Linked DNA regions of Homo sapiens: regions 2, 3, 4 and 5 are each linked to region 1. Evidence: chromatin loops called from intact Hi-C (ENCODE). Cell type or tissue: mammary epithelial cell. All regions are shown on one strand.

Region 1 (5,000 bases):
TAGAAAGAATGAGTGGATCATGGCCTTTCCAGGAAGCAGTCTGCTTGTCTACCTTAAGAAGAGACGTAGCAACCAATTACATAGTTAATGAGAATTACTCCAGAGAAGTCCAAGAAGGAAATAGAGAGGCATAAATAACCAAAAATTGATCTTAATGATGATATTCTGAGCAAAGTAATGCTCATCATTTCTGCATTTCCAAATGTCCTTCATTTCATTAACTGCTGATCTGATTCAGCATCTCCAGAAGAGTCACATTTGCATTTATAGATAGGATACCATACTCTCTAGCTTGTCAGAGTGATCCTCTCGCAGATTTGCATGTCCCCCTTCCAAGACTTGAGGGGAAAATGGTTGTTAACTTTATCCAGATGTTGTTGTGCATGTAGACCACAGAGAAGGCTGATCTGATTTACTTTTTCAACAAATATTGAAATTTTCCTTGCTGCGATTATTTAGCATCTCTTATACACCTAATTCTGTAAAAATAAACCGGCTTTCATGAATGGAGTAGTTGAAACATTGATGGGTTTCATGGAATGTGTAAGTTGATTTTTGCTTATTTGTTTAGTATTTCTAAACTTCAGATTATTCAGCTATAAAACAGAAATAATTCTTCTAATTGCTGAATTGTCAGGAAGAGGGAATGGGTTAATAAACCAAAGTCAACAGATACTGTGACTAGCACAACTAGGTGCTCAATTGATGATTTAATGATATTTAAAATTCAAAAATATTACCCTAGATGGTGCAATGAAATTGGCCTTGTTTGTGTTTGTGCTATATGTGTTGATGGGGGAATGGGTGATATGTACAGAACAGAGGACATTTATTCTAAACCCCATATAGAAATTTGTTAATCACTCGGGGTTCTCGTACAAGTTCAAAATGATGTGTTCAATGCTTTGTCTTCTATGCAGAGATCTGGAGAGGAAGACTGATGAGTAATGGGAAGGGAGCACTTGTGCTTTTGTTCTCTCTCTATACTCTCTTTAGAGCTCAGCCTTCTCATCTATTAGTGGACAGGACATAAGAGGATGATTTCTAACAACCTGTTCAATGTAACATTTCACAAAGTTCACATTTGCTCCCTATCCAACAGAAATGCATATTATAATATAGAAGATAAAAATAATTAAACTACTAACTATAACACATTCTTCTAGAAGGAAGTGGCATGAGGGAGACAGACACTATAGTCTTGGAGGGCAGAAGGAGGAAAGACCACTTTTATCTGGGGGATCTGAGAGGTCATCTTAGAGAAGCTGGCATTTGACATGTGTGTGAAGGATGGTCCAGATTTGTAACATGGAGATAAGGGTGAATAGAACTCCAAGCTGAGAGCCATGCCTGGGTGGGCAATGACATGGAAGTATGAGAAGGAGATGGCAAGATTTCTGCAGGGATGAAAGCATTGCTGTATTTCATATGTGGTGAGACTAGAAGCAAAGATTGTGTCCAGATTGTGTATAGATAATAGGGGTGAAATTTGAGCTGAGGATGAATGAAAAAAGAGGATACAAGTGGAATTTGCTGTGCTGAGTTTCCTGTGATTCTGGGGACAGTGGGGCAGGGAAAGGATGGCAGAGGACAAGAATCACTGAAAAATGACTGGCACTTTGAAGACCAGGAAGGATATGGGGCCTGAAAGAAGACATTTCATCAGGATTACCCCACCAACCCTTGATATTTTGAGTCAAAAAGTAACTTCGGTTATGTCGTATGTTCCCATTTCCTGTGTTGTCAAAACCTGTGGGAGAAGCTGTGAAAGTGAGACTGAGTTTCCTTTTCCCCACATCGCGTGGATAAACATGGTTCTGATGAGCTTCACGGGACCTGGCCCAGCATGTGGCACTGAAGGCTGACATAATCTGGTCTCCCAGCCACCCATTGCTGGAAGACAGCACCTGACCTGTATGCACATGCTTGGGGTACTGGCTAATCTCCAGATGAACGTCTTTCTCAAAACCCCACCTGCCGCAGCAGGACCTGAAGGATTCCCATGGGAGAGTGATAACTGGGAGGTGCAAAAGACCAATGAAGCCTTCAGCCCCCAGTGGCAAGTCCTCTAGACGCTGCTACAGGAGGATCCCAGGGTTTTGCAAGTCTTCTGGAGTGCTAGACAGGTTTGCCTTCATTCGCTCCCTGGAGACAGGACCGTCTGAGGCATGACTGGGCTATTCTTTGTCAGTTGTGCATGTCCAGGCAAAGGCACTGGATTTCACTGTGCACACACAGAGGGAACCTGTTTGGTGATCTTACTGAGACCTTAGAAGAAGATGCAGAGCTCTCCCTAGTGCCTGGGGGTGGTGAAAGCAGAGAAGCAGCAGTGAATATTGGATAAATACCTTTTTAGATTTCTTCAAGGAAAAGTAAGTTGAGTCCTTATGGCCTAATCACTTCTTAAAGGTTCCACCTTTTAATATTATAACAATGGCAATACAAGTTTTTTTTTTCTTTTGAGACGGAGTTTTGCTCTTGTTGCCCAGGCTGGAGTGCAGTGGTGCGATCTTGGCTCACTGCAACCTCTGCCTCCCAGGCTCGAGTGATTCTCCTGCCTCAGCCTCCCGAGTAGCTGGGGCTCTAGGTGCCCACCACCATGCGTTGCAATTTTTGTATTTTTAGTATTTTTAGTAGAGATGGAGTTTCACCCTGTTGGCCAGGCTGGTCTCAAACTCCTGACCTCAGGTGATCCACCTGCCTTGGCCTCCCATAGTGCTGAGATTGCAGGTGTGAGCCACTGCACCCAGCTAGCAATACAATTTTAACATGAGTTTTGGGGGATTTTTTGAACCATGACGATTACCAACACTGGGAAGTCCCACAACACCCCTTCCTGTCTTCTAGACACACTTCTGTGATATTCCCTGCCTTTCTTTTATTAAAAAAAGTTATAATAACCACTTAATTGTGCTGATACAATATAGCTCAATTTCTGGCTTTGAGCTATATATAAATGCTATATGTAGACTTTTTAGCATTGTGTCCCATTGTGCCACCACGAGATAACTTTCTTTTCAAATTAACCACAGATTTTAGGAATTTGGTAAATAGTGATCTAGTGGGTCAGGTTACATGTCTTAGAGGAGATAGGTCCAGGAGATGCTTTATGTGTCATGGAAGATAAAAGGAGACTTAAAATCCACATGGAAATCCCATACAATTGTGCTGGGCCCAGGGGAGAATTTCCATGCCTCTCTGTCTTAGTGCTTCTTGCTCCTCTTTCATAGGCCTGAGTCACATCGTTAATGCCTAAATCAGCAGCAGATTCATGGAAGGTGGAGTTCTTCCATCATCAGCAGTTTTCTTGTAGGAGAATCTGAAGGATACTCTCAAGTTTTCGGAGGCACATCTTGTTGCCTTCTCTCTCTCATACAAGATGAGATGACAAGATTTGTTGTTAACAACTTCTGTATCTGATAATAATATTAACTGTTTCCTTCATGATTTCATTCTTTCTTGAATGACCTCATTTCATTCTAGCTTCAGATCAGATATTATTATTACCAATTTATAAGTTGAGAAACAAAAGGTTGGAGTAGTTAAGTGGCTTGCTCAAGGTAACCGTGAATATTTTGAGATGCAGCAATGGGGTCTCCAAGGACAGGCTTGAAATAAATTTTTTGGCCTGTCAATGGGTAACTTACCTAAGACAAGCTACTAACACGTCTCTTCTTCAGTTCTGTATTTGGAAAATGGGGATGGAAAGACACAATACAAAGGAACCTGAATTTGAAGATTAAATGACAAAAAGTATAAAAGCATGTAACGTTGTGAATAGTACCCTGAAGAGGTTAATTAATGCTAGTAATAATTAACAGTAAGCTAAATAAAAGCTCAGTCCTGTTTTTGTTGTTGTTGTTGTTGTTTTGTTTTGTTTTGTTTTTGAAATGGAGTATTGCTCTGTCGCCCAGGCTGGAGTGCAGTGGCACGATCTCGGCTCACTGCAAACTCCACCTCCCTGGTTCAAGCGATTCTCCTGCCTCAGCCTCCTGAATAGTTGGGACTACAGGTGTGCACCACCATGCCCAGTGAATTTTTGTATTATTTTAGTAGATAAGGGGTTTCCTTATATGTTGGCCAGGCTGGTCTCTAACTCCTGACCTCAGGTGATCTGCCCACCTCAGCCTCACAAAGTGCTGGGATTACAGGCATGAGCCACTGCTTTCAGCCAGTCCTGGGTTTTTGACTATAAGTCCTGTGCCACTTTCAGTACAGAAAGAAGAGCAATCAGGTACATTTCCTTCATAAAATATTACCAGTCCGTTGTAAGCCAGACTGTTGACTAAAGTTCCTTAATAGAATATAACAATTGCAGTCTTTCATTATCAAAGGTCAGTACTTTCTCAAATAGAGAATGTAAATACAATCCTTGAAAAACAAGTACTTTCTTTATATAAGAGTTTCAATGGCCAACAATGCAGGTGATTCCCTACTCATTAGCCATGAGTCATCTAGCTTCAGAAGCTAGATCCATTCAATTACATATTTTCAAATTTCAGCTTCAGGTGTATGTAGTCATATTTAAATTCACTGAGCTTGATTTCTTTCCTAAGAATGAAATAAGACAGTATTATTTAAACAGGGCTGGCATAAAGATAAAATGGTATCCAAGAGGTAACATTATCTATCACAGAACCAGGCACATACTAAATTTGGAATGAATGTTAGTATCCTCCAAAAATGTTGGTCAACTGACTGAGAATAATATATTAAAGTAAATGTGTATTGACAAGCCTTTAACTCAGCTTGTAATTCTTACAAACACATAAAAACGTGTCTAGTAAAGTCAGTGAGCTCTTGGTGCATAGTAGAAGGAGTCAGAACATCCTCCAAATCTTGCCTTAGTCTCTTGCGAGCTGTGTCATGTAGGTCAATTCCAACCTTTAGAACCTCAGTTATTTTTAATTAAAAAATATGGAATTAATGATATCTATCTCAGAAAGGATTTGAGGATTTGAGGTTTTACTGTTAAGTCATATGATGCCTAATGTGGACCT
Region 2 (5,000 bases), 130 kb before region 1:
ATATGGCTGTTATCTATAGGAACAATTGGGGAAGTTACAAATCTTGTGACCTCCAGCTACAAAACTCCTAGCAGTAATCAAGATAGGGAACAATGGCTGGCTATCACTTAACTATGTTTATAGCTTAGCAGAATTCAAGCCCCTATCATAATTTTAAACTTGTGACCTTTCATCAGTTTTTACAAAGGCAGTTTCATTCCCCAAACAAGGAGAGTTAGTTTCAGGAAGGAGCTATTATCGTCCTTCCTTTAAAGTGTAAACTAAATTCCTCTGGTAGTTAGCTTGGCCTGTGCCCAGAAATGAGCAAGGGCTATTAACTTGTAAGGTTATAAGCAAGATGGAGTCAGCTGTGTTAGATTTCTCTGCCATAATCTTTGCAAAGTTAGTTTCTTTCTTTATATTCAGGCACTTGTCTACCTCTTTATTTTCCTTTCTCACTTCCAGCCTAGTAATTGTCATAACAGTCATTTTCCTTCTACTAATACTGGCACATCAAGGGCAAATACAGTATCATTTTCAAGACTTTATTCTCACAGCCTGGCACAGTGCTTGGAAGATAGTGAGGATGCAACTAAACAGAGTTCTAGTTCTTTTATATTTCCTATCTTTTTTCAGACATAGTCAATCAAGTAAAATATAGAATTTCATAATTACTTGAAAGAATGATGATATGATGTATCCTTCCACAATGAACGTACCTAATTTTGGAGGTTCTTGAACATTTTGAGCCTCTGTTGTTTGCTTAGTGAGTTAGGTCGGAATTTTAAAGCAAAGGAAGGCAGCAAATAAAATGAGGCCAGATTCAAAGAAATCTATCTTAAGACTAGAGGGTATTTAAGTTAAATAATTTTTAAAAATGCAGTCAATGCCCCTGTTCACTGGCGATTTAATGTATATTACTCATTACTAGGATTATGCTAGAGGGCAGAAATAACTGTTGAAAGTTACAGAAGTCGCAGAACTGACATTTTTTTACCATAACTTTCTTTTGTCTCACATCTGGTGGGTGACTAAGATAGGATGTCCTGAGGCATCTTTCTTCATCCAAAGCGTGTTTTTAATCCATCATCCTACAGAATTAGTTACAGGAGAAGTTCAAACCCCTACCGTCCAGGGTCTCTGTTGGAGAGCTACATCTACATTTATGGACCTAGACAGTAGCCAGCCATGATGAACTAAACTTCTGAGACCATGGAGTAAGGGAATGACTACCATGTGGATGAGACAGAAGGCATACTGAAGGTGAGGCTGTGGCTAAGGTGAAAAAGAAGATTATTTGGCAGTGGAAGAAGCCTAATAACTGAGGGAAGATACCATAAGACAGTGTGTGTATGTGTTTTTAAAATAGTCTTCATTTTTTGGAACAGTCTTAGATTCACAGCAAAATTGAGCAGAACGTACAGATTTTCTGCATATCATCTTCCCCCACCCAGATATAACTTCCTCCATTATCAATGTCTGGACAAGGGTGGTACGTTTGTTATAACTGGTGAACCTACATGGACATGTCTTAATCACTCAAAGTCCACATTTTACATTAGGGTTCACTCTTTGTTTTATATATTCTGAGTTTGAACAAATGTACAGTGACATATATTAACCATTATCGTATCATAAAAATTAGTTTCACTGCTCTAAAAATCCTCTGTGTTCTGCCAATTCATTCCTTTCCCTAATCTCTGGCAAACGTAGAATTTTTTTTGCCATCTCCATAATTTTGCCTTTTCTAGATGTCATATACCTGGAAATGTACAATAGTGATCTTTTCAGATTGACTTGGCTAACTTAGTAGCATGAATTTAAGTTTCCTCCATGTATTTTCTTGACATGATAGCTCATTTCCCTTTAGCATTGCATAATATTCCACTATCTGGATGTACCACAGTTTATTTATTCATCAAACTACTGAAGGATGTCTTGGTTGTTCAAATTTTGACACGTATGAATAAAGCTGCTATAAACATTTGTGTAGACATAAGTTTTTAACTCCTCTGGGTAAATATCAAAGAGCATGATTGCTAGATTTTATGGTAAGAGTATGTTTAGCTTTGTAAGAAACAGCCAAACTGTTTTCCAAAGTGGATGTACTATTTTGCATTCCTACCAGCAATGAATGAGAGTTTTCGTTGCCCTGCATTCTTTCTAGGGCTGGTAGTGTCAATGTTCTGGATTTCAGCCATTCTAAATCCAGTAAGAAAGTGTTTTGATGCTGTTTGTGTGGTTGTAAGGAGCTCACAGAATTTTGCAAAGTGAGTGAGTCTTCCTCTTCCTGCCACCTGCTCCAGCCTCTCTCCTGTTCACATTAGGCAGGAGAAGCAAGGCTTGGATCTTTCTTTTCTATACCTTGCTGTTTTTGGTCTCTGGAAGGTCTAAATTTGGTTTCAGATCTCTTCATTTCCTTTCCCAGAGCATGGCCTTACTAAAATTTAGTTTTGCTGACTAACAATTCTCTAAGGCCTGATTTCACTACTATCTAAATAAGAACACTTGGTCTGACTCATCCTGTGATTCGCACTCAAAATGCGCCTTTAGAAGGACTGACACTTATTCTGAGGTGATGGAAGTGGAAGTTTGGCTCTGCCTTATCTCCTGCAGTCAGTATTAGCTTCAATTCCTGATTTACAAATGTTGGGTCCTGTCAGGCATCACAGACATTTCCACATCAAAGGGCGTCCGGCCTTGATATTTGTCCGTTTATACTGACCACAGAGGCAAGGTTTTTAAAATGTCATGTGCATGTGTGTGTATGTGTGTGTGTGTGTGTGTGTTTTAAATTTTTAAAATTTCCTCTCAGAAAACTGATAACCCTGTTCTAGAAATTGCTAGTTATGATGGAATTGGGTATGTGGTATGTAGCAACCTTGCAGAAGGACTGCAGCAAGGGTGTGCCTAAGAGCTTCTCCTCACGGTAAAGGCAACGGGAGAGACAGACAATCCCTAGCAAAGATTTATATTCATATGATGGAAATGGAGGAGGGGAAGCCCAAGAGCTTTCATCAGTGTTCTGTGAAGATAAACACTGTTAAGGTTTGATAGCATATATTCAGTCCCAGAGACTTCAAACCCAAGCTTTCCTTATGGAGAAATAAGAACGGCTTAAGCTCCAGACAAGAAGGAAAGGAGCATTAAATTTCTCCATCATTAACTCATCAGCTCTTGTATGTTTCCTGGGGTTTTTATACACCCAGTATCACAAGTTAGGTGACTTAAAACAATAGAATTTTAGTATCCTATGGTTCTAGAGCTGTGACATCTGAAATAAGATGTCCACAGGGTTGTGCTGCCTCTGATGCTCCGGGTGGAATTCTTCCTCACCTCTCTTCCTAGCTCCCCGTGGTGGCTGCCAAGCCTTGATGTCCTTGACTTGCTCTCCAATCTCTGCCTCTGTCATCATATGGGGCTCTCCTTGTGTATCTGTCTTCATTTTGTCTTCCCTCTTCTAATATAGACACCAGCCATATTGAATTAAGGGCCACCTTACTCCAGTATGACCTCATCTATGGCCTTATCTTAACTACTTAACACTTATAAAAACCCACAGAAAGTCATATTCTGAGGTACTGGGCATTAGAACTTTAACATAGATTTTTGGACACGCGAGTCAACCCATAATAGCTATTCAATACATTTGGCTTCAACAACTCCTAAAGCCCTATGGCTGGGTCTTCAGAGCAAGCACTGCCCCTTCCTGTCTTTCCTGTGTTGTCTACTCCTGACATTGGGCTGGAATGAAGCATATTTCTGCAGGCTCCAACTTTGGTTTTCAGAGTTAGGGAAGCACATGGAACTGATGAGTGGTCCTCAAAAATTAGATTGGGCATAACACAAAGACTTGGGGAAGTTGCTACAAGTTCAGATTCTTGGTGCCCAAGCCCTAGAAATGCTGTAAGTCATGTAGTTGCATTTGGTCAAGTGACTACATTTTGAGAAACACTTGCATGGAGGAAAAAGCATAGGATTAGAGTGCAGATAAACTTAAATTTAATTTTGAGTACTAACTAGCTAGGTGGCCTCTGGCAGTAATAAAGCTGTCTAAGCCTCAGCTTTTTTTTCCTCTTAATCTCCTAGAATTTCAGATTTAGTATGCCTGGGTGAAGCCCAAAGGATTGCATTTCTAAGACATTCCCAGTGTAATGCACTTTTTTTTTTTTTTTGAGATAGAGACTTACTCTGTCATGCAGGCTGGAGTGCAGTGGCATGATCTCAGCCCACTGCAACCTCTGCCTCCTGGGTTCAAGCGATCCTTTTGCCTCAGTCTCCCAAGTAGCTGGGATTAGAGGTACGCACTACCATGCCCAGCTAGGTTTTTTTGTTTTTTGTTTTTTGTTTTAGTAGAGACGGGGTTTCTCCACGTTGACCAGGCTGATCTTGAACTCCTGACCTCAGGTGCCTCGGCCTCCCAAAGTGCTGGGATTACATGCGTGAGCCACCGTGTCTGGCCCCCAGTGTAATGCACTTTGAAAGCCACTACTGTAGTGGAAGCTCTTGGTGCTCATCCTGATATCTTTACCAGTTGCTGACCTGTCTCCCAGATACTGACAGCAATTCGTTGCTGACCCTTCTTTGACAATTGCTCTCAGCCAAACACAAACACCTCCAGGTAGGTGGAATTCACATTGCAACTTGTACCCTGGAGCTTCCAGGTGGAATCAGACTGAAGCCTGTCTCCAGCGGAGAGGACACACCCGCTTAGCTCTTAACCCCTTGTATTAGGGTTCTTCAGAGAGATAGAACCAGTGAGATGGATGAATAGATAGACTTATAGATACCACACTGCCTTTAGAATCATGCCCAAACTTCTTAGCAGGTGATTCCAAACTCTAAAACACCTGCCCAAACTAACGTTCTAATTCTCCTGGGTGTCTGGCTTGATTCTTTCACCCAAGTGTTGCTTTAAACTAGCCTCAGCTACCTCTTTCTTCAAGGATCCAAAGATCTTTTCCAAAAGTGGGGAGGGAAGGAGGCAAGGGTTGAAAAACTACCTGTCAACTATTATGTTC
Region 3 (5,000 bases), 1.3 Mb before region 1:
TGATTTGGAAGCTACTTCTGCCCTGGGAAGAAATGGAAACATACTGAGGCCTGAGAGTGAACAAGGCACTATGTTCTTTCCATGAATCATCTCTAAGAGCTTCACAAAGATCCTTCATTTGCTATTCACCTAACAAAACTGATGAAGTGCCTCCTATGTGCCAAAGCCTATGATAGTGCTGGGGATATGAGTAAGACAAATATGAATAAGACACACTTCTTTGCTTTCAAGATAATCTAAGTTTTTCAACCGAGATAAATGTAAACACATAATTTACACAAGGCAGAAATGCAATGGTAGAGATATAGTCAGAGTATCATGGGAACTCAGAGTAGACAGCTAAGCCAGTCTGGAAGGGTCAGAGAAGGGATTTTGGAGAAGATAATATCTCAGATGAATATTAAAAGGTGGATTGAATTTAATTAGATGAAGAGGGGCTTATGGGGGAAGAAAGGAGGGGAAGCTTTTCAGGTAGAGGGGACAGCATGGAGACTTACACAGTGGCAAGAAACAGGATGGTGTACCCTGATGTATTAATCATCCAATGCTGCATTACAACCACACCAGAACTTAGTGGCTTAAAACAAAAATATTGATTATCTTACATTGTTTCTGTGGGTCAGAAATCCAGGAATGACTTATTACGATGGTTTTGGCTTAGAATCTCTCATGAGGCTGCAGTCAAGATGTCAACCAGGGCTGAAGGATCCACTTGTGAGCAGGCTCCCTCATGCACCTGGTGAGTTAGTGCTGGCTGACAGAAGACCTCAGTTTTTCAGCACCTGGACCTCTCCATGGGGTTCTTGAGTGTCGTCACTCATGGCAGGTGTCTACCCCCAGCAACTGATTCAAGAGAGAGGTTGCTGTAACCTCTGAAGTCTCACACCATCATTTCCACACTATCCTGCTGGTTACACAGGCCAGCCCTGTTCAATGTGGAAGGCACTGCATAAGTGCATGGACACTAGGAGGCTGGGGAATGGGGCAGGGGTGTCATTTTGAAGATTGGTTACCATACATAGAAATAAAAAATATTCCTCCATTCCTCACATGTCAAGTTCAAAATTGAAAAGTAGACAGAAATAATGCTAAAGAGTTTGGACCTGAGCTGTATCGGGGGAAATGTTTGCTGATCAAGGTTTACTCTGGGAGGTCAGCGGGCCTCAGCCTTCAGTGTGCACCAGAATCACCTGGAGCTTGTTAAAACAGGATGTAGGAACCTCCTCCTTAGACTTTCTGATTCAGAGATCTGGGGCTAGACCCATCATTTGCAGTTCTCACAGGTTCCCAGGCAACTTGTGAGTACCATGCTAATACTCCTGGTCCAGGGACCATGATTTGAGAACCACTGTGGTGGGTGGGACAGATATTAAGCAAGACAGTGAGATGATCGTATTTCCATTTTATAAAACTCTTCCTGGTGATTGTGTGAAGAACATATCTGTGTAGGCACAATTACAAGGCTGTTATTGCAGCAGTATATATAAGATGTAATTGAAACTTGAATGAGGACAAAGAAATTGTGTCAGGCAGGAGAGGACAGGTAAGAGAAATACCATTAACATGCCAGGATTTGATGACTTGTTGAATTTAATGGGGGTAGAGGGGGAGAGTGAAGGGAGAGTAATGAGAGGAAGAAAGGCGTTAGTGCAATGCGCAGGTTTCAGTATGGATAACTGGGTGAGTGATATTAGCATCAGCTGGGAAAAATAGATTACAGGAGGGGCAGCTGGTTGGTAGGCACGGGTCTGTTGAGTTCTGTGTGAATATCATGGCCAGCAAGTAGTCTGCTATGTGAGACTGAAACCTGGAGGAAGTACTTTGGGTTGAGATAGAGATTTGAGAAACCTCAACAAATAGGTAGTGACCCTGGGAATTGATGAGCTCACCCAGAAAAGAGAAGAGCAGGGAGTGAGGACTGAGTCGTGGAGCTGCTTCTCACCCTTTGCTGTGCATGAACATCACCTGGGGATTCTGTTAAAATGCAGATATGGACTCAGCAGGTCTGGGACGGGCCTGAGATACATCCCTAACAAGCTCCTCGTGATGCCAAAGCCACTGGTCTGAGCAGCACTGTTGTAGTAACAAGGTGTAGAGAACCCAAGCACTAGGGGGCAGTGTGGTGCAGAGAACAGGGAGAAGGCCCTAGAGGATGCAAGTAAAGTCAGAACTATAAGGACAATTCGAAGAGTCTGTTATTACAGAAACCAAGAGTATAGACATTCTGGAAATTTATGGGATGATTAGCATTATATGTTGGACACGTTAGTGGAGTAATTAGAACCCAGGTTATAGTAGGTTAAGGGCTAAATGAGAAGAGACTACTAGTGAGCATAGACTCCTGTTGTAAGAAGTTTGGATGAGGTGAAAATAAACTAGATGGAAATGCAGGATGGATGTGGGGGTCAAGGGATGGCTTCATTTTTTTATTTTTTATTTTTGAGACAGTCTTGCTCCGTTGCCCAGGCTGGAGTACAGTGGCACAATCTTAGATGACTGCAGTCTTTACCTCCTGGGTACAAGTGAGCCTCCTACCTCAGCCTCACATGTAGCTGGAATCACAGGTACGTGCCACCACACCCAGCTAATGTTTTTGTATTTTTCTGTAGAGACGGGGCTTTGCCATGTTGCCTAGGCTGGCCTTGAACTCCTGGGCTCAACAATCCACCTGCCTTGGACTTCAAAAGTGCTGGGATTACAGGCATGAGGCATCATGCCTGGCCAGTTTTTTTAGTCATGAGAGAAACTTGAGTGTGTTCACAGGCTGAGGGGACATCGCTAGTAAAGAGGGAATCTGCACAAGGATGCCCAAGATTAAGCCCAGCTTCAGAGAAGAAAGAAGGAATTACGATGGGTGAAGGGAATGGTTTCAATCAGGAGAAAGAGAGAAACTTTCTCCCTTAGCTGTGGGTACTAGCACAAAAGAACTGGAAGACTACAGTGACAGCGGTGTCCACAGGGACATCTCAGTTTGTGTCTCCCAGTCCAAAATTCAGCCCTAGAGAGACAGGGACTTCCCTTTCAGTCAGTGTGCAAGGGCAGTCAGGCCCTTGGAACTGGCTTAAATTAATTATGTCCACTTAAAGTCTTAAGCTCTATACATTTGGAATGGAAAACTTTATTTCTTATGATTGCTTGCAACCTTCAGGCTGGGAAGTGGAGCCTCTGGCTGAGATCAAAGCCTGCACTTTAGGCTGGGTACGGTGGCTCATGCCTGTACTCTCAGCACTTTGGGAGGCCAAGGCACGTGGATTGCTTGAGCCCACGAATTTGCTCAGCATGGGCAACATGGTGAGACCCTGTCTCCACCAAAAAAACAAAACAAAACAAAACAAAAACAAAAATTAGCTGGGTGTGGTGGTGTGTGCCTGTAGTTCCAGCTACTCAGGAGAACCACTTGAGCTCAGGAGGTCGAGGCTGCATTGAGCCATGATGGTGCCACTGCGCTCCAGCCTGGGTGACACAGTGAGACCCTGTCTCAAAAAAAAAAAAAAAAAAGCTGGAACTTTGAGGGAGGAAGGGTAGACAGGAGTTTTATGCTAAATGGGTTGGCTGAACATACATATTTGACAGGTTATAGGAGTTAGGAATATTAATGAAAGGGGGATCACACATGAGTGTGATAAGCAAACATATATGTTACATACATCCCATGTTGACTTTGCAGTGGAGATGTATCATTAAAATGCAGTAATATTAGACTCCATATGTCAAAAGGAAATGTAGGACATGAAGCTGCTTTGTGCACAGTCTGTGTAAACTGGCCAGAACCCTTCCATGGTGGACGGTCATTCCTTCAATGGAAGGGGTGCTTTGGTCAGCTGTCATGTCAAAATCTTGAAAAGGGAGGAGAGTCTGGCTGAGACACCAAGCAACTGGTTGAAGTTGATGTCAGTGGAGAAGTTTTCTGTTCTTTGCTTTCCAGGGCTGGTTTCTGTTTAACTCTTAAGTAGTGGTTAGTGAGGAAGGGGACACACTGAGGCATGACCAACCTCCCATCTTGTCTCGGCCAGGAAACAGTTTTGTTTTGTTTTGTTTTTGAGATGGAGTCTCGCTCTGTCACCCAGGCTGGAGTGCAGTGTCGTGCTCTCAGCTCACCACAACCTCCACCTCCTGGGTTCAAGCAGTTCTCCCTGCCTCAGCCTCCCTAGTAGCTGGGATTACAGGCACCTGCCACCACGCCCAGCTAATTTTTGTATATTTAGTAGAGATGGGGTTTCGCCATGTTGGCCAGGCTGGTCTCGAACTCCTGACCTCAGGTGATCCACCTGCCTCGGCCTCCCAAAGTGCTGGGGTTACAGGTATGAGCCACTGTGCCTGGCCAGGAAAGTTTTTAAAGATTTTCTGGGGTCTCCTTGGCCGAGGGAGATCTGTTCACTCCACTGGGGAAGAGGGGGCTTGGGAATTTATTTTTATTCCATGATTCTTATCTACAGTAAAGTTTGAGGAACACTAGTTTAATAAATTATAAATGTGCTGCTGAAAAGTTTCCACCAAAAAAGTGATCTGGGCAAAGCACATTTGCTATACGTTCAAGCATGTTAATGGTGAGGCATGAACAATGGTACTAACATCCAAAGGGAAACACATTTTTAGGAGGAGGATGACATGTTTTCAGGGCAGCTTCCTGGACTGCCCTCTGTGAGGGCTTTAAGGAGGCTGGGGCTGCTGCTGGGGGGATGTGGGGAGTACCCCGTGCTACCTCCTCCTCCAAGGCCCCACACAGGGGCCTGGCCTTCCTTCCTTCACAGTAGCTCAGGAATCCAAAACGGAGGAAACTGAAGCTGCCAGGCCTTCTTAAAGCCTGGGCTAAAAAGTAAAAGCTTTCACTCACGGGCCCAGTCCAGATTCAAGGGGAGGAGACATAAGCTCCACGTGTTTACCCACCAAAAGTGACTATCTCCCAGTGATGGTTGATACTGAGTGTCAACTTGATTGGATTGAAGGATGCAAAATATTAATCCTGGGTGTGTCTGTGAGGGTGTTGCCAAAGGAGATTA
Region 4 (5,000 bases), 620 kb before region 1:
GTTCAATTAAGGGTAGGTACTGCTGTGGCGGTGGCTGCTGCTGCCGCTGCTACTATTAGTACTGTTGCTACTACTACTACTACTAATACTACTACTACTGCTGCTGCTGCTGCTGCTGCTTACCACTGCTGGAGTGCCTACTGTGTTCCAGAAATTGAATTACGGAGTGGGAATAAAGTGATGTGTTAGGAATATTCCTTGCCCTTGGGAAGCTCCCGATTTGATAATATTGTACAGACAAGCGTACTCATCAGTGTATGCAGCTGACTGTGACACAGCCTATCACATTGAGACAAAGAAAGTGCGCTGAGAGTTTAGAGATAGAAGGTGTTTTTGAATGGGGCATTGTACAAGCCTCCTTGGGGAAGTTGCCTTTGAGCCTCGATGGGATTTACATAATGAAGGCATTGTAAAGAAGAGGCAACCCACCCATTCAGCAACCACCCTCTATCCTTACCTCCCTGAACACACATGGGTCACGTGTGGCCTGCAATGCTTTCATTAGGATGAATCTTATTTTGATCTTCCCAGATTACAAACACTTCAACCAGGTCACTTTTCTCACATGGCATTCAGTTCAAAACACATGAAGGAGGCAGATAAATAGGTCATCGGCATTTGACAGATCTTGTTTATTTCTCTGTTGGCCAGGCTATTTGGTTACTTATTCCCTGAGGAGTCCACAGAGAGCAAGGCAGGGGCACCAGAGAGAGTTGGGTTGTTGGCCCAAGTCTCCCGCAGCCACCGAGCGGGACAGCTGGGCACAGGAGGCACTGAGCAGCATGTGGTTCTCTGCTCTGGTTTTATGGTTCCATGTCTGGGTTCTTCAACAATTTACTTTTGGAGTCTTCAGTTAGTTCGTTCATCCATTTGTTTATTCAACAAACATTTACTGAGCACTCACTAGAGTTACTCCATTTAATAGGTTGCGCACAGTGATGGTTAATATTAGATGTCAACTTGATTGGATTGAAAGATGTCTAGATGGCTGGTAAAGTATTTCTGGGTGTGTCTGTGAAGATGTTGCCAGAGGAGATGGACATTTGAGTCTGTGAACTGGAGAGGAATACCCACCTTCAATGTGGGTGGGCACCATCCAATCTGCTGCCAGTGCGCCTGGAACAGAGCATAAACACCTACTGTTCAGAGTTACTTCTTTTTTTTTGAGACGGAGTCTCACTCTGTCGCCCAGGCTGGAGTGCGGTGGTGCGACCGGCTCACTGCAAGCTCCGCTTCCCGGGTTCACACCATTCTCCTGCCTCAGCCTCCCAATTAGCTGGGACTACAGGCGCCCGCCACTGCGCCTGGCTAATTTTTTGTATTTTTAGTAGAGACAGCGTTTCACCGTGTTAGCCAGGATGGTCTCGATCTCCTGACCTTGTGATCCGCCTGCCTCGGCCTCCCAAAGTGCTGGGATTACAGGCTTGAGCCACCGCGCCCGGCCTAGAGTTACTTTTAGGATTAGATGAAATACGTAGACACAAATTGCGCACAGTGCCTGCCAGAATAGCAGGTGTTCAGTTCAGTGTATACAGCTGACTGTGACACAGCCTATCATACTGAGTCACAGCTGACTGTGACACAGCCTATCATACTGAGTCACAGCTGACTGTGACACAGCCTATCATACTGAGTCACAGCTGACTGTGACACAGCCTATCATACTGAGTTACAGCTGACTGTGACACAGCCTATCAGCCTGTCATACTGGAAGAAGGTGGGATAAGCCGACTTGCTGAGTCTTCCAGCCTCCATCTTTCTCCCGTGCTGGATGCTTCCTGCCCTTGGACATCACAATCCAGGTTCTTCCGCCTTTGGACTCTTGGACTTATATCAGTGGTTTGCCAGGGGCTCTCGGGCCTTGGGTCACAGACTGAAGGCTGCACTGTCGACTTTCCTGTTTTTGAGGTTTCTGGACTCAGACTGAGCCATTACTGGCTTCCTTCTTCCCCAGCTTGCAGATGGCGTATGGTAGGACTTCACCTCGTGATCGTGTGAGCCAGTTCTCCCTAATAAACTCCCTTTCATATGTACATTTATCCTATTAGTTCTGTTTCTCTGTAGAACTCTGACTAATACACATCCCTTGCCCTCTTAGAGCTGGTGGTCTAGATGGAAAAGAAAAATACAGATAATTATAAAATGTGAAAACACAAAATGAGAAATGCCCCCGTTTCTCTGAGTGTCCAGAAGGGAGCGCCTCGCCCAACCTAATGGGGTAGCCTATGGAGGGCGCTCGATGCCGCCCCCTGCAGGTGGTAACCGGCACTTCTCCTGGGTCTCCTCTTTCCATTGCCCTCTGCCTTGCTGGGCACGCCTCCCCCCACCCTCAGGCCCTGCTGTGTCTAACATCCCATCAGGTGTGACAGGGGGATGGGGGGGACAGGCATGCTTCTCCCCTGAACTTCGATTTTCTCAGCTGTAAAAAGGCAATGTTGAGCTCCAGTGTTGACTTTTGCTCCCCGATTCCTTTGAAACCATGATTTTGATCATTATTCTGCTCCTGTGAAAACAGTTGTGTGGTTTTTGTACTAACGTGAAAGTTTTCCTCAAAGTGTCTCGTTTCAGTTCTAGTGAGAAGCTGGTTCTGGGGATAGTGATACTGCCAATGTGGCTTTAAGATTCTCCTCCACCCCCTATTGTTTTCTTTTCATGCATTTCAGTGAAAGGCCAATGACAGGTACTCCTTCAAAGTGGTGGGAGTCACATGGGAGCAGCTTTTCCTGAAGTGCTGGGCCAGGTCCACTTTGTCACCTGGGGGTGTCTTCTGAACACACAAGGCTGTTATCAACACTCTTGGAAAATACTTTATATGTATTTTTCATTTGGCTTTACCAATTTCTGGTTTTTATTTTCAACATGTTTCTTTCTTTTTTTTTTTTTTGCAAAGCTTATTTCACAAATTTAAAAAAGTCTGGATGTAGCATGTAGAGATCCTGTGACATTCAGAAGATGCTAATACTGACTGAATTTAACCATCTTCTGCAGATGGAATTGCTTGTATTATCATTAAAAGGCTTGGCCACCACTAGAAAATGGGTTGCAAAATATTGTGGTTGGCCCTTACACGCTAGGACACCCTGGAGAGGCCAAGACACTGTATGTAGAAGGTCTTGGTTTGTTCTCTTATTTTTTCATTTTTTTTTTTCATTCATCAAAGCTTCTTGCCACAAATTGCCTTTCACTGGGATGGGTCTTTGCCATTGGTTCAAACTGTGCCTTTGCTGTCTCTCTTCTTTTAGCCTAGCTTTTATCATGGGCTTACCCATGTGACTGCCTATTCTTTGGTTCCCTGACAGAACATTCTCACCTTGTTTATTTTCCTCAGAATGGCCAATGTGCTCTAATAATAACTATTTGTGTGGATTTTGTTGGAACCCCTTCTTCTCAGACTTTCTGGCTTTGAGATTCTGTGTATTTGATTAATTACCTACCAATTCCAGTCTGAATTACCTCCTTATAAACTTATTACCATTTTTCGATACTCCTCCCCTTTTCCCAACCTCCCAGAAGCTCAAGTTTCAGTCTTGTGTTGATGATTATAATTTTGATCAGGGAATAGGTCTCATTGCCAATGAGCAAAATTCCCAGGCTGACATTTAAGACAGGAAGCAATGCTTCAGACCATCTCCCTGGCCATTTTCCAATGTTTGCACAGATATTCTACACATGGGTCTACATATACAGAGCTTCTCTCTGTGTGTATCTCTCTGTTTTTCTCTCTCCTTCTCTCCTTACTTCCTCTTACAGGAAATATTAGACATAAAAATGTGAGGATTAGGCCAGGTGCAGTGGTGCAAATCTGTAATCCAAGCACTTTGGGAGGCCAAGGAGGGTGGATCACTTGAGGCCAGGAGTTGGAGAACAGCCTGGCCAACACGGTGAAACCCCATCTCTACTAAAAATGCAAAAATTAGCTGAGTATGGTGGCGCATGCCTGTAATCCCAGCTACTTGGGAGGCTGACGCACAAGAATCACTTGAACCCGGGAGGCAGAGTTTGAAGTGAGCTGAGATCATGCCACTGCACTCTAGCCTGGGTGACGGAGTGAGACCCTGTCTCAAAAAAATGAAAGAGAAAATGTGAGAGTTGGAAGGGAAAAAGGGATGATTGCTATACGAACTAAGCACTCCCATTTTACAGAAGAAAGAAGAAAATTCAGGAAGCTTGGGAGGTAGTCACAAGACAGCTTGAGTGACTCATAAAAGCTCAGTGGTGCATTTTCTGGTGGGAGGCTGTTATCGCGAGAGGACAGCCAGATCCCATGGGTGTTTCCAAGCATGTCACTGCTGTTCCCAGCATGTGCTTTCTTGGGCATTGTCCAGGGTCCATTCCTGCTTGTGGAACTGTCCTTCCACAGCACATTTAGTCTTTTTTCAAGGTCAATGTTTTCAGGAGCCATCACTGAAGGAGAGAGCTAACTCTAGTCTGATTCCTGGTAGAGATGAAACTTGTGAGGGCTGTGGGCTGTGTATTTAAAAATGATGAATTAAGTTTAATGAATATTTCCTTACTAGATTTCTATCCCTATTAAGTATTTTGCAAGATTTTTATTACTTCCTAAGAATCTAAGTTATTTCCCCTCATTTTTCTTGCAAAGGATGAGTTCAGTATTTCAGCTGTTCTCATTTATTGTTAATTCTCTTTTCCTCGTCATTTATTAGAAGATCCATTTTTCTCTGTGGTTTATCTTTTTATCCCTTAAAGTGTTTATAAAATCCTCTTTAGCTCTTTTACCACTTAAAAAATTACCCTTCCGATTTTTTTTTTTAAAATTACCTGAGTCTTTCTGGTTTGGCCTTTAGCTGAAGAATAATCAAATTTTCTCCTTTATTCTGATTCTTTTTTATTACTAAACTCCTTTAAACTTATAATTTTTTGAACTCTCTCTGCTAAAGCTATAATGACAGTTTCTATTTTTACCCAGTCTGGTTGGAATGGAGCTGCAATTCCATTTGATTATGGAATATACTTTTATTGAGCACCTACTAACTAATCCA
Region 5 (5,000 bases), 160 kb before region 1:
AAGTAAAACTAAGGCAGAAATTGGTACCAGGAGTAGCATTCTGCTGTAACAAATACATAAAATTGTGGAAGCAGCTTTGGAATTGGGTAATGGGTAAAGTCAGAAAGAATTTAGAAGTGAATGATAGAAAAAGCCTACATTTCCATGAACAGAGAGTTAAAAAAGATTCGTTTGAGGGTTCAGAAGAAGAAGAGGGTTGTAGGGAAAGCCTTAGTCTTCTTAAAGATTACTTAAGAACTTGGTTGAATTGTGCCAATTTCCCAGTGCTTTGTGGAAAGGAGAACTTGCAAGTGATAAACTAGGATATTTGGTGGAAGAAATCTCTAAGCAAGGGGTTGAGGAGCTGTACGGCTTCTCTTGGTTGTTTGGAGTAAAACATAGGAAGACAGAAATGAATTATAGATAAAATTCAGGCTGGGCGCAGTGGCTCATGCCTGTAATCCCCGCACTTCAGGAGTCTGAGGCGGGTAGATCACGAGGTCAGGAGTTTGAGACCAGCCTGCTCAAATAGTGAAACCCTGTCTCCACTAAAGTTACAAAAAATTAGCCGGGCATGGTGGCGTGTGCCTGTAATCCCAGCTACTTAGGAGACTGAGGCAGGAGAATTGCTTGAACCTGGGAGGTGGAAGTTGCAGTGAGCCGAGATCATGCCATTGCACTCCAGCCTGGGTGACAGGGTGAGACTCTGTCTCAAAATAAAAAAAAAATAATAAATTAAATTCATAATCAAAATATAAGTAGTACTTAAATATTTGAAAAACTTTCAGCCTAACCATGTAAGAAAACAAAAAAACATGCTTGGGAGACAATACCAAGGATGTGGCAAAGTGAAAGTTGGATAAGAAGATTACTATGAATGTAAACAGGCCAGCTGACATTCATCATAACAGTGGAAGAAAGACCCCCAAAGCATTTCAGAAATCTTCGAAATGCTGTCACTTTAATCACAGATTCAGAGTTCCAGGGCCTTGAAGGCAGAAATATTTTAAAGAAGGGGTTCAGGGAGTCCACCAGAACTTGGGACTTGCTGCCCAGAACCACCTCAAGTCTTATATTTCTGCATTCCAGTGCATGTGATCCTTGGCATCCCCAGCTGTGGCTACAGAGGGTCCAGATGTAGCTCAGGCTGTCTCTCCAGAAGTCACAAGCGATAAACCATGGTGGCATCTGCATGATGCCAACTCTGCAAGTATACAAAGTACAAAAACTCTGGAGAAATGGCTACTTCCATCTAGCTTTTAAAGGCTACCTCAGAGAGCTTTGGGTCTCAGTGAAGAACTGCCACAGGAGTGGGGCTTCTGCAGAAAACCCCCACTAGGGCAATGCCCAGCAGGTCCATGGGATGGAGCCACTACAGAAAGCCCGTATTGGGGTAAATCCAGGGTAGCAGGGACACTGTGAACTCTTCACTAGGGCAATGCCCAGCAGAGCTATGGGAGGGGCCACCTCCACAAACCCTCACTAGGGCAATATTTAGTGGAGCCATGGGGGCAGGGCTATCCCCAAGGTCCCAGACCTGTAGAGCCACCAGCATACAATGCCATCCTTGGAGAGCCACAGGCACCCAACTCCAACCCAAGACCTGCTGCATAGGCTGTGCCCAGCAAAGCCCAACACTTGTCCCATTGTGTCCAAAAGGCAGGGCATGGAGTCAAAGATTATTCTCAAGCCTCAATCTTTATTTATTTATTTACTTGCCTTGTTGAGTTGTGGAGTTACTTGGGACGTATTAGCCTTTTTTAAATTTTCTATTTCTCTCTTTTGGAATAGCAGTGTCTATCTTATGCCTATCTCAAAATTGCATTTTGGAAGTACATACTTTGTTTGATTTTACAGGTTCACAGCTAGAGAACAATTTTCATCAAGGTGAGTTGTACCTTGAGTCTCATGTGAATCTGATTTAGATGAGACTCTGGACAATGCATTTTGCATGTGAGAAGAACATAAATTTTGGGGGCCAGGGCAGAATGCTGTGGTATGACTGTGTCCGCTCAAATTCATAGGTTGAAATTTAATCACCAATGTGATAGTTTTAAAGGGTAGGGCCTTGAGGAGGTAATTAAGTCGTAAGAGCATGACTTAATAATCTTTATAAGGTCATGAATAAGACCTTATAAAGAGTCTTCAGAGAGCTTCCTGGCCTGTCCTTCTCTTCTATCGTGTAATGACACAGAGTTAATTTATTTTGCCCTTCCACCACTTGAGGGCAGAGCAGAAGGTCTCCACACTAGAAGCAAAAAGCAACTCTCAACAGACACCATATTTGCCCATCCCTTGCCCCTTGACTTTAAGCCTCTAGAAAACAAATTTTGTGAAAAACACAACTTCTATGGTTTATAAATTAGCCAGGCTGATATTTTGTTACAGCAGTCCAAAAGGAGTAAGACAGTAAATTATACAGTATTTATTTTTAAGTGAATTTACTGTATAGTTTAAAAAAAAGACATTGAATGAATGCGTAAATGTAACCCTTCATCTTGAAGAAGCTAGCCTATCTATCCTACAGTGGAATGAGCCATCAAAGATCAGTTACGGTGCTAGCTAGAAAAACAACTTCTGTCCTTCTGGATACAGTATATGTTCTAAACCAGCAGTCAATATGTGGTGCTAATTCTCCCACAGCTATAAATTACAGAATAGGTAAATAAGAGATGGAATTGAAAATGGTACCTGTCATAATTCCATCTAATTAATCACTTGCATACTTTTTGCTTTCCATCCCTGTTACTCTTGGCTCTACTGGTTTACAGATTTTAATGCCAAAGGAAGAATGCATTTATCAGGGGACACAATAACAGTTCCATTGAACTAGACTCCTAGATTTTCACTTGATCAAGTCAGGCTCCTCTTATCACTAAGAAAACAAGCCAAAACAGGGATTATAGTGTTGGCTAGTGTGATTGAGTCTACCTCTCCAGGGAAAACACAGTCGTTGCTACCTAATGGGAGTAATAAAGATTATGAACGACATACAGAGAATTCCCCTGAAACATGGAACATCTCCTTGTACTACTGCTGTTAAAAGGTAATGGTAAACCACTTCAGTCCTATATAATCAGAACCTCCCATTCTCAGGTCTATCAGGAATAAAAGTTTGAGACACTTACCTGCAGATTGCCTTTAATGAACTTAAAAGTACTTGCTGGACTTGAAAAATATAAGAAGTACATATATGCAAAGAAAAATCATAAATATCAACTACAATAAAGTCATCAGTTGCACAGCTACGTACTATTGAATCGACATATGTTTTCTTTCTTTATGGCTTAATTAAATAAGTATGTAACTTAATTAGTATCTTTTTTGTCCTCAAATTCCCCCAAACTATTTGATAAGGGATAGAGGGTGGTAGATTCAGAATATTATGGCATAATCACAAAGAAATACCGATAGGAGAAACAGATGTCACCAGGTATGTTGAACTTGTAGCCAGATGGAATTACTGATTTTTTTAAAAAATATATCTCCTTAGGGAATTTTTTTTGATAGGTTAAGCATTCTTAAAAATTGTAAGTGAGAAGTGTGTGTTTAAATACTGTTCATTAAAAGAGTGAATAGTATTGACATTTGTCAATTTAACGGCTCAGCACCAAACATCCTGCTGTCTATTTTGGTTAAAGATCTATATAGATAGGAGTCAGAAGTTGAAAAGGGAAAGCTACTTATTCTCCCTGTCTCCTGACAGCTGGAGAATGGGTCCATGGCTAAACTACAGTCAATCACTTGTTCCCACTCAGAGAATTGAATCTTGAGAGAATTACACAGAGGTGTAAAGTCTGTCAGAGGTTATCTGTGTGTGGCAGCTGTGGTGGAGTCGAGAATTCAGTGATGAGAGGGTGAGTGTTTAGAAGCAGCAGTGACATTTCAAATGCAGTTATCTTGGGCTTGATCTTGGCTCTTCTTTTCCTACCTTGGTTTATACCTGTGCCTGGCATGCCAGCCTTATAGTCAGTTTTGTAAACTACCTCGTTTCTTTTCAATAAGTTTCTTTTGTGCCTGTATTATCCAATATCATATTCTGTTATTTGAAACCAATATTACTGCTTCATTGAGTGGATTAAGTTGACAGGAGTCTGAGAGTGACAAAATGAAAAAAAAAAAAAAAAAAAAAAACCAGAACCACTGTCAGTAGCTTGCAAGAAGCCTGGGACTAGAGTTCAAGAAGAGACAGTTTCTTCTGAGAAGAACTACGAACAAAGAACAGCTTCACAAACCGAGAATTTGGCCACTGGTTTCTAAGGCAGAGACTCATGCAATAAGATAAAAGAGAGGCAAGGAATTAATAAGTAGAATTTGTCCAGCAATTTGCATTATGTGAAGCATCATCACAGTGATTATATTTAATCATTCCTTTAACTTAATGGTTTTCAAAATATGGTAAACAGATCCCTAGGAGTCCCTTTTTCAATAGTTCTGTAAGGTCAAAACTATTTTCATAACAACACTGAATAATTATTTGCCTTTTTCACTTGTTGACATTTACTGGTAAAGGAAAAACAATTTAGTTAAAAGCATGAATCAAGGCAATGGCGCCAAACTATTCTAGTAGTTATTGTAGTTTTTCAACACCAAATACTCAGGGGGAAAAAAGGAGACAATTTTGCTTAAGAGGATCTTTGATGAAATGGCAAAACATATTACTTTCATTAACTATCTCAACCCTTGGGTACATACCTGTTTAATATTCTGTGTGATTAAATAGAAAGCACACATAAATAATAGGTTCCCAAGCTTTCTCCATAGTGCCTTAGTGATTGTTTTTTTTTTTTTTATTTTGGCCCCTATACCAAAGAAAATTCAGAACACAACCTATCCTACCAGTTGTATTTATTAAGTACAGTCATGCATCACTTGATAACAGGGGTACACTCTAAGAATCACATTATTAGGCAATTTTATCATTGTGCAAACATCATAGAGTATACTTACACAAACCTAGATAGTATAGTCTACTACACACCTAGGCTGCATGGTATAGCCTAGTGCTCCTAGGCTGCATA

The links. Hi-C counts contacts between places; a loop is a spot of excess contacts. Peaks named below come from ENCODE experiments on the same cell type or tissue, not always from the same donor. Only the 100,000 strongest peaks of a DNase experiment are listed, where the experiment ranks them.
Region 2: it touches region 1 in a loop (6-fold over the local background); 2 of 110 quality-filtered maps call a loop at or near these places.
Region 3: it touches region 1 in a loop (8-fold over the local background); 3 of 110 quality-filtered maps call a loop at or near these places.
Region 4: a loop joins it to region 1, with 4 times the contacts of the local background. A loop is called at or near these places in 2 of 110 quality-filtered maps.
Region 5: it touches region 1 in a loop (8-fold over the local background); 2 of 110 quality-filtered maps call a loop at or near these places.

What each region holds. Positions count from the first base shown.
Region 1 is chr2:14,285,422-14,290,421 of GRCh38, reverse strand. The region is part of intron 2 of LINC00276 (long intergenic non-protein coding RNA 276); the gene reads left to right. Among named protein-coding and RNA genes, the nearest start is that of LINC00276, 110 kb to the left of the region's middle. In mammary epithelial cell, a CTCF peak has its summit at 2,293; DNase peaks (open chromatin) are centred at 2,191 and 4,421; H3K27ac peaks cover 550 bases.
Region 2 is chr2:14,418,613-14,423,612 of GRCh38, reverse strand. No RefSeq gene overlaps it. Among named protein-coding and RNA genes, the nearest start is that of LINC00276, 20 kb to the right of the region's middle. In mammary epithelial cell, no CTCF peak of the experiment used is centred here; a DNase peak (open chromatin) is centred at 2,502.
Region 3 is chr2:15,574,391-15,579,390 of GRCh38, reverse strand. No RefSeq gene overlaps it. Among named protein-coding and RNA genes, the nearest start is that of DDX1, 15 kb to the left of the region's middle. In mammary epithelial cell, a CTCF peak has its summit at 2,111 (motif pointing right); a DNase peak (open chromatin) is centred at 2,110.
Region 4 is chr2:14,901,212-14,906,211 of GRCh38, reverse strand. It overlaps a transcript of NBAS not described here. Among named protein-coding and RNA genes, the nearest start is that of LRATD1, 270 kb to the right of the region's middle. RefSeq lists a silencer at 2,164-2,213. In mammary epithelial cell, a CTCF peak has its summit at 2,225 (motif pointing left); no DNase peak of the experiment used is centred here.
Region 5 is chr2:14,448,706-14,453,705 of GRCh38, reverse strand. No RefSeq gene overlaps it. Among named protein-coding and RNA genes, the nearest start is that of LINC00276, 50 kb to the right of the region's middle. In mammary epithelial cell, a CTCF peak has its summit at 2,204 (motif pointing right); no DNase peak of the experiment used is centred here.